Linked DNA regions of Homo sapiens: regions 1, 2, 3 and 5 are each linked to region 4. The links are chromatin contacts, found by Hi-C or POLR2A ChIA-PET in ENCODE. All regions are on one chromosome and are shown on one strand. The core of a region is the stretch at or near the end of the contact, and the rest is flanking DNA. Distances in the headings are between cores, read along the strand shown.

Region 1 (2,700 bases), core at 116-2,615, 270 kb before region 4:
AAAAAAAAACAAAAGGCTGATTCCATTACTCTTTCCTCTTTCCTCCCTGCTTTCACTTTGCCGTTCAAACCAAATCCTTCTTGATTAGCTCAGCACCAAGTACTGGCTCCCTCCTCAGCCATCCCTATGTGTAGTTCAGTGGCACTTGGGGCCAACTGCTTGTCTTACAGATTAGGCAACTCTAGATTACAAAGCACTGAAAGCAGGGGCTTCATCTGGTTGGTCTTTGACCCTGCAGAGCCCCTTGCACACAGGTGATGCTCAATAAATACTTGGTGAAAGCACAATTCATTTTCTGTGTTTCAATGGGCTTCTTTTCTCTATAGAATCAGATGCTTGGTTATTCTCACCTCAGCGCTATTTTGTTGGCTTCCAGAAGGCACAGTAACGCTAGGTGTGTTGTGTTCTATCCTTTAATTGGAAGAGCTTTGGGAACTGAAAAATAAGAATTATTTCTCCAAGCCTCATCTTCTGCCACTCCCCCGTACTCACCGGCCTCATACAGGAATTGAACTACTTAGCACTGCACAGAACACGACTTTCTCTCTCACGCCTCCGTTCCTCTGTACTTAGCCTCTGTACTTACGTGCCATTCCCTTTCCCTGAAATGCCCTTACTCTGGCTTCTCTGCCTGGCAAATTCCTACTCATCCTCCAAGACTCAGATCAGACATCGCCGCATCACATCTGTGAAGGCTCTTCTGCAATGGGCAGTGTAGCAGTACCCCCTCCATTTTTTTAGCTTCCTCAGCAAACTCCAAATAATTATAACAGTACTTATGGCATTATTTGTTTATTTTTCTTCTACTTCCTAGACCGTGAATTCCTTAAGGGCCAAGATTTCTGTTCTATCCCCAGCACAGTGTTCGGCCTATATTGGAGAATCCGGTCCGTACAAACTCTGCAGTGATTCAATCAATGAGCAAACAAACTCACCAATCATTCAACACAGCAGAGTTTGTACGGACCGGATTCTCAAATATTTTAAGACCTGGTCCTCTATTTGGAGTGCTTCATTCTGGAAGATCTCTTCCTCCCCCAAGCCCCTACCCATCCAACTGCCTAGGTTTGGTAGAAGAGGAAAATAAAGTGATTAGACGGGGGAAGAGTCCTTCAGGGCTAAGCTGTCATTTACCCGCTCTGGCACCGAGAGGGTTACGGCGACCCGGGGGCGGAGCCGTGCGGAGGCCACCTGCTGCGGGGAGGTCTGGCGCATGCGCCCTGACACCTAGCTGGTTCCCTACCCGCAGGGGCCCGGCTGAGGAGGAGCGCTTGCGCTCTGGGCCTTTTCCGCCGGGGGAAGTCTCGCGGGGGCGGGGCGGGGCCTCGTGGAGAAGTTCTCGCGGGACACCGACGGGGAGCGGAAGCCAGGAGGTATTGCTGCTTCGGCGACCGGGCGGCGGCAGCGGCGGCGGCGGCTGTGGCAGAGTCTGTGCCTGTGGCGGTGACGGCGGCGGGAGCAAGCGCTGCCCTCGCAGAGCAGCCTTGGGGTCGCCGGCCGCTCGCAGCGTTGTGGAGGGGCGGGCCGGACGCTGAGCGGAGCAGCTGCGCCACGGTGAGTACGGGAGGCTGCGCTCGGCGCCTCTCTCGTGCCTTTTCCTCTTGGCTCTACAGCGGGAGTGGGCCCCGGGGGAACCGGGACCGGCCCCGGGGTTCGCGTCGGGGCGGCGAGGCTTGGGACGTGGAGCGCAATCCCCGGGGCTCCGGACTCTACGTTTCCCCTTTTGGGGCGCTTCCTTCCTGGGGACCGTCCTCCTCCGGCTCTTGGCTCTGGGCAGTCCGGGGGAAGAGGTCGGGGTTCTCTGGCGAGGTCCCCTGCCTTCATCGGGAGGGTTTGCACGGAAGGGGCCCGGGAAGCCCAGGCGGGCCGAACGCCGACCGAGTCAGTCTACCCGAGCCTGGCGGCGGGGGACTGGTGTGGGCTGCAGCTGTGGTGATTGATGTGCCTTCGACCTGCACGGCAACCACGTCACCATCTCCTGGCGTCTTTGGGCTTAATTTTGTGCGGGAATCCACTTTGGGGTGGAACGTTTGCTGCTGGAGCCGGGGGAGATACCTTTATTCTGACACTTAAAAAAAAAAACTATTTGAAAAATATTTGTCAAGAAAAATTCAGCAGTAGCAGGTTGGACTGCACCGAGGAAGGATTGCGGCGAGAGCGGGCGCTGGTAATTTTCATTTGCAGCGCGCCCTCTCTATGATTGTAAGCCACACATGAGTTATGGCTTGTTTAGAAAGTTTTTCAAGGCTGGCTTCAAACGCTGTGAAAGTGCAGTTTGCAGGGGACTGAAGTGCACTTGAGGTCTGTCTCTTTTTGATGCTGTTGACTTTCCGAAATGTCAGACACATGAGAGAAATTAGCATTAGTCTATTTTGGCTTTCTTACTCCTCTTTCTCCAGTTATTTCCTTCCTTCTCTATCTGCTTCTGTCCTTTCCACTAGGGACACGAAATGCTTGTGTAATGCAAGTCATTTGCCCCTTCCTCCCCCCACCCCCCCCTTTTTTTCTAATGTACTTCCCCTTCCTCCTTGTAGTCCCCACTCTGGCGTAATTTTTCGAGGTTTCTTCCCTTTCGTGCTGTTCGTTTTCTCTCATTTCAAGATTCCGTCTTTTTCCTCGGGAAGAGACTCTCTTTCCTTGCTTTCGTTCCTTTACTTTTGCGCGTCCCCTGCGTTCCCTGCAGTCAGCCAGAAGGGTTGC
Region 2 (2,700 bases), core at 137-2,636, 290 kb before region 4:
GATGCCTTGGGGGTGGGGGCTTGGGGCAGGCTTGCATCCTTGCAACCAATCTTGTTCCTCTAGGTTCTAACTGGCAATTATCTTACTGTCATGATCCAGACATACAATAATAATAGCAGTAGTAGTAGTAGCTTACTTTTTTTTCATTTGAGACTGAGTCTCGCTCTGTTGCCCAGGCTGTAGTGCAACGGTGCAATCTCGGCTCACTGCAATCTCCACCTTCCGGGTTCAAGCAATTCTCCTGCCTCAGCCTCCCAAGTAGCTGGGATTACAGGTGCCTGCCACCACGCATGGCTAATTTTTGTATTTTTAGTAGAGACAGGGTTTCATCATGTTGGCCAGGCTGGTCTCGAACTCCTGCCCTCAAGTGATCCGCCCACCTCGGCCTCCTCCCAAAGTGCTGGGATTACAGGCATGAGCCACTGTGCCCAGCTGTAGCTTACATTTAAGAGCTTGCTGAGGGTTAGACTCTGAGCTAAACACACTGTGTGCATTATTTCATTTTTGCTCCTAAGACAAAATGTCCATACATTCAGGATCCTAACCAGAGAGGAAGACATCAGACTTTGCCACTGAGCAATCTAAGTCTGAAAATGTTTTAGAAGTGAAAAGAGAATAAATTCCACAACTTTCTGCCCTTGAGCCATAAAACCAAAAAAGAGTCTAGTAGAAAGGGAAGATATGTTTCATAGAAGGCAGAGAAAATGCAGCTTCTGAGTTTATTAAGTAAATGGGAAAACATTATTTCTGTTCTTTTGTAACCACAAAGAATTGAAACTTGTGGTTGGCCGGGCGCAGTGGCTCACGCATGTAATCCCAGCACTTTGGGAGGCCAAGGCCGGCGGATCACGAGGTCAGGAGATCAAGACCATCCTGGCTACAACGGTGAAACCCCGTCTCTACTAAAAATACAAAAAAATTAGCCGGGCGTGGTGGTGGGCGCCTGTAATCCCAGCTACTCGGGAGGCTGAGGCAGGAGAATGGCTTGAACCCAGGAGGCGGAGCTTACGGTGAGCCAAGATCGCGCCACTGCACTCCAGCCTGGGTGACAGAGCGAGACTCGGTCTCAAAAAAAAAAGAAAGAAAAGAAACTTGTGGTTAACAAAGATTTAGGGGTTGGCGGGGGAGGGAGAGAGCAGTCTTGTTGGGTCGTGAATTCTGTTTTGGTTCCAGGGAAATAGGGTTTCCATTACATATGGTGCAACAGGATATTTCCTCCACGCTCCATCAAACAACGTTTCCTGGCACTTCTAGTGCGGCGAGTCCGGGCAGCAAGGTCGAATCCATTTTTGGAGCCAAAGGACTGCATTCCTTTACAGTTAGTTAGTTCTACAACCACCTCTGAGGAAATGCCTGCCTGTCTCGAGTGACATCTAATGGCAACCAAGGGAAGTACCCGATTTTCCAGCCTAGGTAAGGATCACCTACAAATGCTGCACTCTTTGTCACAACAGAAGCCGCTTGATCCTTTCCCTCACTAATTACCCTGTGGTTGATGGCAACACGTAGGGCTGACAACATGAGCAAGTAGAAGTTATTCCACTTGCTAATTAAAACCGTGAAGTATGCTTTCATGTAAAATGTGAAACCACCGAGTTACATTTGAATGTTCCCAAATCCTGGCCTCGGCAGTGATCGTCCTGGGTAAGTCACTTGTCCACCAGGGGTACACCTGCTTAGCTACAGGCTGGAGTGGCATGTTTTCTCTGTAAAGGGGCCCTAAGACATTTTTTTTCTTTCTTTCTTTCTTTTTTTTTAAGACGGAGTCTCACTGCGTTGCCCAGGCTGGAGTGCAGTGGTGCGATCTCGGCTCACTGCAGCTCCTCCTCCCAGGTTCAAGTGATTCTCCTGCCTCAGCCTCCCGAGTAGCAGGGATTACAGGGGCCTGCCACCATATCCAGCTAATTTTTGTATTTTTAGTAGAGACGGGGTTTTACCATGTTGATCAGGCTGATCTCGAACTCCTGATCTTGTGATCTGCCCACTTCGGCCTCCCAAAGTGCTAGGATTACAGGTGTGAGCCACCGCTCCGGACCATTATTTTTTCTTTTCTTTTCTTTTCTTTTTTTGTGAGACAGAGTTTCATTCTTGTTGCCCAGGCTGGAGTGCAGTGGCGCCATCTCGGCTTACCGCAACCTCCGCATCCCGGGTTCAAGTGATTCTCCTGCTTCAGCCTCCCGAGTAGCTGGGATTACAGGCATGTGCCACCACACCCGGCTAATTTTGTATTTTTAGTAGAGACGGGGTTTCTCCACATTGGCGAGGCTGGTCTCGAACTCCTGACCTCAGGTGACCTGCCTGCCTTGGCCTCCCAAAGTGCTGGGATTACAGGTGTGAGCCACTGTGCCCGGCCTGCCATTATTTTTTCTATAAAGCTTTAAGGCACTGGGCACAGTGGCTCACACCTGTAATCTCAACACTTTGGGAAGCCAAGGTGGGCAGATCCCTTGAGCCCAGGAGTTCAAGACCAGTCTGGGCAACATGGAGAAACCCAGTCTCTACTAAAAATACAAAAATTAGCAGGGTGTGGTGTGGTGGTGCCCACCTGTAGTCCCAGCTACTAAGGAGGGTAAGGCAGGTGACAGAGGGAGACCCTGTCTCAAAAAAAAAATAAGAAGAATAAAATAAATAATGGTCGTAATCTACAAAGCGTTTTGAGATCATTGGGTGACTGGCAATACAGGTATGCTCAGGAGAGAA
Region 3 (2,700 bases), core at 188-2,687, 260 kb after region 4:
TCAAAACCAAAAACAAAAACCCCAAAACCTCCAAAAAAACAAAAACAGTAAAAGCCATTCTTGTTGGTCATCCAAAACATGCTGGTGGACAGTATTTGGCCTGCAAGCTATAGTTTGCCTACTCCTGGTCTAGTGGGACAGGCATAAAACACAGTGACCTATTAGAAAGCAGACAGCATTTACTTACCAGTGGGAGGGAGGGGAAGTGACCAGTAAGGGCACAGAGGACTCCTGGGATACTGGCCATGTTTTATTTCTTGATCTGGGTGGTGGTTATATGGTTACACCTTGTGATATATTGTCAAGTTGTACACTCATGATTTGTGCACTTTTCTGTATGTTATTATTGAATTTAAAATCTCATTAAAAACGACAACCAGTGTAGTAAGTCATGATGGGATAAGGTCAGATGCTGTGGAATGAGAGGCCTTTAACTCCTTGGAACTTGGGAGGGGACGGGTCAGAGAAAAGGCTTCTCCAAGGAAGTAATATTTGACAAGAGGGCCCATGGGGAAAAGGAAGAGGGGTTAGGCTTATTGGGTCAGCTGTGACTACGGATCCTGTCCTTATTTTTAAAAACATTTTGATCATAGACTTTTTGCATTACTTTTGACCTTTTAAAACGTTGCAGTATTATATTTATCTTGATTACTGAGTGTTTTGGAGCCCCCTTAAATTCTGAACCCGAGGGGAGTACCTCAACTCTGGTCCCGGCTCGGCTGCACGGGGGTCGGACGCTCTGTCCTTAGTACCATACGTAAGCCACTGCCCCGCCCCGCTTTTCTTCACCTATGTAATGGGAAAGGAGGTGAGGTGGGACGAGCTTTCCAGGGTTTAATATTCTCCCTGGCCCGGCAAAGACGGGGATTTGAGGGGTTACATCGGCACAACACCCGGGGTCGAAGAAGGAGGCTGCTGGGCTCCGGGAAGGAGCTCCCTCGCCCCAGACTTCCGCACTCTGGTTATTTCCCAACGGCGGGAAGGCTCGCTTGGAGCCGGACTCGTGATTGGCTAGGACGAAGTCACGTGGGAGGATTCGCAATCAAATGGCAAGGGCGTCTGCGTCATCAGTGAGCGACGAGAGCCTCCCGAGAGGGGCGCGGCTAAGTAAAATAAGCTCCTTTCTTAGTGGCTGTTTCCTTGGGGAGGGACTGAAACAGCGATGGGGATTCGCTCTCTTCCAACCCTAGGCTTCCGGGATTTGGAGGGAAGGTGAGGCCTGGGGAGAAATGTATTAAATCGCGTATACCCCGGATGCTCCGAGGGGCGGGGCTTCGACGGTGGGGCGTAGTTAAGGGCGGGTCTCTCTTTTGGGGGCGGGATTCTCTCGGGAGTCGGGGTGGAGCCGCAAGGCTCCGCTTTCCCGGAGCGCAGGGGGCGGGGTTTGGGGCGGGGCCTCGCTTGTGGGCGGGCCCGGGCAGGAGCGGGCTTGCCCTGCGGAGCAGTAGCTAGGAACAGATCCACTTGCAGGTTGCTGCTCCCAGCCATGGCTTCGCGCTGCTGGCGCTGGTGGGGCTGGTCGGCGTGGCCTCGGACCCGGCTGCCTCCCGCCGGGAGCACCCCGAGTAGGAGCAGGGCGCCTTTGGGGCTGGATGGGAGCGCGGGGAGGCCTGCGAGCGCTGAGTAGGGGTCGGAGCAGAGCTGGGGCAGGGCTGGAGAAGGGTGAGACTGAAGGGGTGTCTTCCTGCTGGCGAGATCCCGGTGGTGTACGGGGGTGGGCGGAGATCTGTGCGTGAGATGTGAGGCTTCTAGGGTTAGAGACGGAGGTCAACAAAGGTGAAAAGGAGAGACTTTGAGATCTACAGGTGTGAGACGGGGTGAATGGAGGATGATACGGAGGTCTGTGGGGCGAGAGGAAAGTCTGAGTCGAAACAGGGATCTGTAGGAATAAGACGGGTCTATATGGGCAATATAGCGTTTTGTGGAGAGAGAGAGGGGTTAGAGGAGGGACACCGTGGGGAGACCCACGGGGGCGAGATTGGGATGATATGGAGGCCGTTGGAAGGATGTGGGATTCTAGCCGATTGGATAGGGAATGAAGTGTTGTTGGGCAGGCCATTGGCAGTGGTGTAGTAGGTTCATGGGTGAGATGTGGGCTCTGGATGAACCCACAGCCTTTGGGGGTTCAGATGAAGTAAGAGACCCTGCAAATGCCAAAGCCTTGAGGAACAAGAGAAGGAGGATGCAGGTGAGGGTGAAGCTTGGGAAGTTCCAGCTTCTGTTGGATATTCAGGTTGGTTTGGGACTGGGGAGAGAAGTTAATTTTGACCTTTTCCCTCTCCTCTGCCTGGCCCCAGGCTTCTGCCACCATTTCTCCACACAGGAGAAGACCCCCCAGATCTGTGTGGTGGGCAGTGGCCCAGCTGGCTTCTACACGGCCCAACACCTGCTAAAGGTAAGCCACTTACTCATAGTCCATCATTCACCTGCTGCTCCAGTCCTAAGGGCAAGCCTCACCCGCTTTGGGTTTTAAGAGCACTCCTGGTTGCCTTATGGGGAAGGGGCTCCCAGCCATCTGGCCTGGACACTTCCCACTTGCTTCCTCACCTACACCTGAGGCTCCCCTCCCCTCCCGTCCTCAGTGTGACAGGGGTGTAAAACGCACATTGGTGGTGAGTGGTCAGTGGCAGGTGGTCAGCTTTGCCTCCCTGGCCAAGCACTCCAGGGGGCTTATGTAGACCTGCAAAATGACTTTGTCCT
Region 4 (2,700 bases), core at 137-2,636:
GCTTTATAGTTTGTAGGCAAATAGATTTGAGTGGAGTCAGGAAGTTTCATGACATCCACAAAAAGAAGAGTCAACAAAATGTATCACAGTTCAGCATGTTCTTTTTTTTTTTTTTTTTTTTTGAGAAGGAGTTTTGTTCTTGCTGCCCAGGCTGGAGGGCAATGGCATGATCTCGGCTCACCGCAACCTCTGCCTCCTGGATTCAAGAGATTCTCCTGCCTCAGCCTCCCGGGTAGCTGGGATTACAAGCATGTGCCACCACGCTAATTTTGTATTTTTAGTAGCGACAGGATTTCTCCATGTTGGTCAGGCTGGTCTTGAACTCCCGACCTCAGATGATCCGCCCGCCACGGCCTCCCAAAGTGCTGGGATTATAGGCGTGAGCCACCGCACCTGGCCCTGTTCAGCATTTTCTAGACGGGAGTAGGTAAGCGATGTCAGTTCCACATAAAGTCCTGAGGACAGTCCTGATTACCTGTGCTTGATCAAAATCATCTTTCCGGGGGAAACCACACTTGAAGCTCCCATGTTTCAAGCCAACTCTAGTGTGAATTAGTCTCTTAACGAGCTAGACTTACACAAACCAGTTAACAGATTCATTTCACTTTGTAGTCCTCGAGGGATTGTTCCTGCTCCACTGCACAGACGAAAGCAATCCACTGAGACCACGGTACTGCGGTAATAAGACTTTGGCCAGGTGCGGTGGCTCAAGCCTATAATCCCAACACTTTGGGAGGCCAAGGCAGGCAGATCACTTGAGGTCAGGAGTTTGAAACCAGCCTGACCAACATGGCGAAACCCCGTCTCTACTAAAACTACAAAAATTAGCCAGGCGTGGTGGCGGGTGCCTGTAATCCCAGCTACTCGGGAGGCTGAAGCAAGAGAATCGGTTGAACCCGGGAAGCGGAGGCTGCAGTGAGCCGAGATCGCGCCGCCACTGCGCCGCAGCCTGGGCGACAGAGCCAGACTCCGTCTCAAAATAAAAAAAAAAAAAAAGAAAAAAAGAAAAAAAATGTGGAGCTAGCCCCACGGGTTTAGGACCCTTGACTCCTCGTTAGATGCTTCCCAGTATTTCAGAGCATCCCTTTGTTGGGCCCCCGGAAGGTCGGTCCCCTACTAGTAACGTGGGGTGAACGGGGGTACGTCTGCCGTAAAGTGGGAGGCGGCTGATGGGGACAAAGGCTGGGTCCCGAAGAAGCGCAGGGTCAGAAAAGTGCCCCCCAAAGCCGTCCCTGCACCCGAACCCTAGGATGGCCTCGCGCAACCGCAGGGCCGTCGGCACTGGTTTACGACCTGGGCGGGGCGGCCCGGACACTCTATGCAAATCAGCCCGGCGGACTCCGGAAGCAGCGCTCCCTCCGCTTCCGGCCGAGCCCGCGCCCCCCAGACCCCGAGAGCTCGCAGCTCCGGCCCGGCGGCGATGGCGCGGAGCGTGCGCGTGCTGGTGGACATGGACGGCGTCCTGGCCGACTTCGAGGCCGGCCTCCTGCGGGGCTTCCGCCGCCGCTTCCCTGAGGAGCCGCACGTGCCGCTGGAGCAACGCCGCGGCTTCCTGGCCCGCGAGCAGTACCGCGCCCTGCGGCCCGACCTGGCGGTAGGGGGCGCAGGGTCCCCACCCGGGCAGGGCCCGCTCGCTCCGTTCCGGGGGTCTCCCCCTTCTCTGTGAAGGGCGCAGAGCTCTCACCCTGGAACCCGCGGGCAGCGCACCCTGGGGAGGAGCCTTTGGGCGCGTGCCCCTGACCGACGCCCCCTCCGCCCCTCTGAGCTCGGGCCCGGAGCCCCCAGGAGCCTCCCTGCGGGTCCTCGCGGGAACGGGAAGCCGGGACCCAGAACTCTTGTCTTTCAGGATAAAGTGGCCAGTGTGTACGAAGCCCCGGGCTTTTTCCTGGACCTGGAGCCCATCCCGGGAGCCTTGGACGCTGTGCGGGAGATGAACGACCTACCGGAGTAAGGAGAGAGGGGGGCGGGCGGAGTCCTGGGCGGGCTCCTGGCTCCCGGCGGTAACCGCGTCCTTCTCCGCAGCACGCAGGTCTTCATCTGCACCAGCCCCCTGCTGAAGTACCACCACTGTGTGGGTGAGAAGGTGTGGCTGCCCCGCCCCTACTCCGCACGTGGAGCTGCCTAAATCCTGATTTTAAAAAGAAACCACCAGAAACCCAGAAGGTGGGGGTGGGGGGCTCTCAAGGGCTTAGAGCCAAGTCCCTATCCCTGAATTCCGGCTTCCATCAGGCCCTACTCACAGACTGTGTTTTCTACACAGTACCGCTGGGTGGAGCAGCACCTGGGGCCCCAGTTCGTAGAACGAATTATCCTGACAAGGGACAAGACGGTGGTCTTGGGGGACCTGCTCATTGATGACAAGGACACAGTTCGAGGTTGGACCCGTTATCCTTGGCAGCCTCCAGGCCTCTGGCCTGCCCGGATTAGGGAGAGGGAGTAATAATACCCATGACAGATGGCAGCGCGCTGTCTTTCACTGTCCTAGGCCAGGAGGAGACCCCAAGCTGGGAGCACATCTTGTTCACCTGCTGCCACAATCGGCACCTGGTCCTGCCCCCGACAAGGAGACGGCTGCTCTCCTGGAGTGACAACTGGAGGGAGATCTTAGATAGCAAGCGCGGAGCTGCGCAGCGGGAATGAGCGGGGATGCCGCGGGCAGCAGCTGGAGCTAAAGGAAGGGCAGGCCCACAGGGGCCACCG
Region 5 (2,700 bases), core at 38-2,537, 430 kb before region 4:
GTGGTGTGATCTCGGCTCATTGCAACCTCCACCTCCAGGTTCAAGCGATCCTCCTGCCTCAGGCTCCCAAGTAGCTGGGATTACAGGTGTGAGCCACGATACCCAGCTAACTTTTGTATTTTTGGTAGAGACAGGGTTTCGCCATGTTGCTCAGGCTGGTGTTGAACTCCTGGGCTCAAGTGATCTTCCCACCTTGGCCTCCCAAAATGCTGGGATTACAGGCATGAGCCACTGTGCCCAGTCTTTTTTTTCTCTTTTTTTTTTGAGATGGAGTCTTGCTCTGTCACCCAGGCTGGAGTGTAGTGGTGCGATCTCAGCTCACTGCAACCTCCGCCTCCCGGGTTCAAGCGATTCTCCTGCCTCAGCTTCCCAAGTAGCTGGGATTACAGGCACTCACCACCACGCCTGGCTAATTTTTGTTTTTCTTTTTTATTTTTTGAGACGGAGTTTCGCTCTTGTTGCCCAGGCTGGAGTGCAATGGCATGATCTCGGCTCACTGCAACCTCTGCCTCCCGGGTTCAAGAGATTCTCCTGCCTCAGCCTCTCGAGTAGCTGGGATTACAGGCACATACCACCAATGCCTGGCTAATTTTTTATTTTTAGTAGAGACAGGGTTTCACCATGTTGGCCAGGCTAGTCTCGAACCCCTAACCTCAGGTGATCTGCCATCCTTGGCCTCCCAAAGTGCTAGGATTACAGCTGAGCCACTGCCCCTGGCTGACGCTGCCTCTTTGAAGTGCTTGTCTTCCCTGCTACTCTGGGGTCTGCTGCCCGCTGGCTGCTCCCAGGTGTTCTTTGCCAGATCCCCACCAAACTTCATGCCTCCAAGGCTTGAGGGTGCCCGGGCTCAGCTGTCCCATGGCTTCTCTTCTGTCTTCCTTACCACCTGGGCAGCCTCATCAGGGCCCCTGGTTTCACATCTCTTTTTTTCTTTAAACCTCAAAATCATTGAGCAGCCTTCACACATCTCTGCGTGGATGACTCCAAATGGACACCTTCCCGATCTCTCCTCTGAACTCCAGACCCATAAGCCCCAGTTGTCTACTCAGCATCTCCCTTATGGGTCTGGAGATCAGAGGAGACATTAAGTCCTCAGACTTGATCCCCGCCCAGCTGAGCTTGCTGCACCCTCTTGCCACTACCTTCTCCAGGATTCCTGGTGCTCCCAGCAAACCCTCACGTCATCCTTGACTGATCTCTCCTCCCCTCGTTTACCTCTCCCTAGACAAGGGGCCAAGAAATTACAGCCTGAGGACCAAATCTGGCCTCCTGCCTATTCCTGTCAATATGGCTGTCCTGGAACACGGATACGCCCCTTGTGTTGTCCATGGCTACATGTGCTCTGCAATGGCATTAGGCTGAGTAGCTGTGGGGAAGAAAGCCACCCAGCCCTTTATAGCAACAGTCTGTGAGCCCTGACCTGGCCCCTGAGCCAATGCTGAATGTTAGAAAAGACAGCGTAACCCCAGCCACCTCCTGCCAGTCCCATGGCCTGCACCGCAGCCCAAGCTGAGGTCACCTCTCCCTCGACTCTCACTGGGCTCCCGTCTTTGCTCCACTCCGTGTCCCCCACATGGCAGCCAGACAGATCCTTCTGGAGCAGAGGCTAGATCATGGCACCCCTGCTCAGGGCCCTCATCTCCCTCAAACCCCAAGTCCTTACCGTGCCTCCACGGCTCTATACGATCTGGCGCTGGCCACATCTGGACCAGCACGGGGGCCATTCTGCCCTCTCTTCGCCCCTACCTCATTGGAGCAAGCCAAGAGCCCTCCCAGCTCAGTCTGCACCCCAGGTCCCTACAGGGCAAGCCTTCCATCAGACTGCTTCCGTGTCTGCGCAAATACGTCCCCTTATCAGGGAGGCCTTGCCAACCCTTGTCTAAACCAGCACTGCTGTCCTCTGCCTGGCTTTTTTCTTACCTCTGACATTATCTGGCAACCTACTCACTCTGTCCACATACTCAGATCTAAGTTCCATGGGAACAGGGGCCTCATCTGTTTCTAGAACAGGGCCTGGCATATAGCAGTTGCTCATTAAACAGGAGAGCCTACCAAGGACAGCTGGGTCACAACCCGGCACAGCAGAACCATTACGTGAGAGCTTCAGGGTGCCCACATATCATCTGAGGGAAGCACCGCTCATCAGGCACCCACCTCCTGGCCTGCGGGACTGCGGGGAGTTGGGGACACAGAGGGACAATTGCAGGAAGGTGGCCTGTCCTAGAAAGCCCCAGCAGTCTCGAATTTGTAGCTCAGCAAGTTTCTTCCCTCCCTTCCTGACCTTTCCGCTGGGAATCAGGTAACTCAGTTAGCCCGGGGAGTGTGGCCACCATAGCCCAAGAGGCCCCCGCTCTGTGCCAACATGGCCCAAATGTTGTGGAAAGAGCAGAGCTGGGCCCTGCTCTCAGCATCCAGGGTGTGAGGAGGGAGGAGAGGCTGAGAAAGAAAGAAAAGCAGGTTTGGGGTTCCCCTGAACAGGGTAGATAGAGGCCGTGAGTACACAGACCAGGTGTCCTGAACAGCCCCGCCCCCTCACCTTTCGGCCTCAGGCCCTTTCAGGCCAGCATCATTAGGAGAGGGCCCTCCCTCCTGGAGAGCTCCTGCAGGGCTCCTCTCCAGGTTTCAACATCAGCCCTTTCTGGTCTTGCCTGTCACACAATTTACGAGGCTGACTCAGGGCTCTGCCGGTCCTGCTGGAGC

The links. A loop is a pair of places that touch in the nucleus more often than their neighbours do. ChIA-PET counts read pairs that join two places held with the same protein, here RNA polymerase II (POLR2A). Pooled maps may share reads with other maps.
Region 1: a loop to region 4 is called in a pooled map, with 3 times the contacts of the local background. The contact joins the promoter of GRB2 here to the promoter of NT5C in region 4. A Hi-C loop is called at or near these places in 3 of 37 single-sample maps with no recorded cell type and 9 of 50 pooled maps. POLR2A ChIA-PET finds 5 or more read pairs at or near these places in 8 of 52 experiments (AG04450, CD4-positive, alpha-beta memory T cell, CD8-positive, alpha-beta memory T cell and 5 more).
Region 2: a pooled map shows a loop between it and region 4 (2.3-fold over the local background). The contact joins the enhancer-like site here to the promoter of NT5C in region 4. A Hi-C loop is called at or near these places in 3 of 37 single-sample maps with no recorded cell type and 8 of 50 pooled maps. POLR2A ChIA-PET finds 5 or more read pairs at or near these places in 5 of 52 experiments (AG04450, HEK293, Panc1 and 2 more).
Region 3: a pooled map shows a loop between it and region 4 (9-fold over the local background). The contact joins the promoter of FDXR here to the promoter of NT5C in region 4. A Hi-C loop is called at or near these places in 3 of 37 single-sample maps with no recorded cell type and 5 of 50 pooled maps. POLR2A ChIA-PET finds 5 or more read pairs at or near these places in 5 of 52 experiments (HepG2, MCF 10A, OCI-LY7 and 2 more).
Region 5: a loop to region 4 is called in a pooled map, with 3 times the contacts of the local background. The contact joins the enhancer-like site here to the promoter of NT5C in region 4. A Hi-C loop is called at or near these places in 2 of 50 pooled maps. POLR2A ChIA-PET finds 5 or more read pairs at or near these places in 3 of 52 experiments (B cell, activated naive CD4-positive, alpha-beta T cell and common myeloid progenitor, CD34-positive).

Annotation. Positions count from the first base shown.
Region 1 is chr17:75,404,343-75,407,042 of GRCh38, reverse strand. It overlaps GRB2 (growth factor receptor bound protein 2), which reads left to right and starts at 1,365. Exons shown (of 6, transcript NM_002086.5): 1 at 1,365-1,554. It overlaps MIR3678 (microRNA 3678), which reads right to left and starts at 974; the gene lies at 881-974. RefSeq lists a silencer at 1,128-1,307.
Region 2 is chr17:75,425,162-75,427,861 of GRCh38, reverse strand. No RefSeq gene overlaps it. Among named protein-coding and RNA genes, the nearest start is that of MIR3678, 20 kb to the right of the region's middle. RefSeq lists an enhancer at 1,058-1,117. Within about 2 kb of position 1,386, at least 21 of the 41 ENCODE cell types and tissues checked have a DNase peak (open chromatin) inside an H3K27ac peak, as active enhancers do.
Region 3 is chr17:74,871,731-74,874,430 of GRCh38, reverse strand. FDXR (ferredoxin reductase) reads left to right here and starts at 1,437. Exons shown (of 12, transcript NM_024417.5): 1 at 1,437-1,565; 2 at 2,298-2,395. The coding sequence starts at 1,487. RefSeq lists enhancers at 1-287, 908-1,137, 1,093-1,387, 1,185-2,085 and silencers at 1,298-1,527, 1,568-1,697.
Region 4 is chr17:75,130,428-75,133,127 of GRCh38, reverse strand. It overlaps NT5C (5', 3'-nucleotidase, cytosolic), which reads left to right and starts at 1,386. Exons shown (of 5, transcript NM_014595.3): 1 at 1,386-1,594; 2 at 1,847-1,947; 3 at 2,023-2,083; 4 at 2,261-2,375; 5 at 2,486-2,700. The coding sequence starts at 1,421. The coding sequence ends at 2,640. RefSeq lists silencers at 1,224-1,793, 2,163-2,367 and an enhancer at 2,404-2,493.
Region 5 is chr17:75,565,203-75,567,902 of GRCh38, reverse strand. All of the region lies in intron 10 of LLGL2 (LLGL scribble cell polarity complex component 2), which reads right to left. Among named protein-coding and RNA genes, the nearest start is that of MYO15B, 21 kb to the left of the region's middle. RefSeq lists an enhancer at 865-1,014. Within about 2 kb of position 1,287, at least 3 of the 41 ENCODE cell types and tissues checked have a DNase peak (open chromatin) inside an H3K27ac peak, as active enhancers do.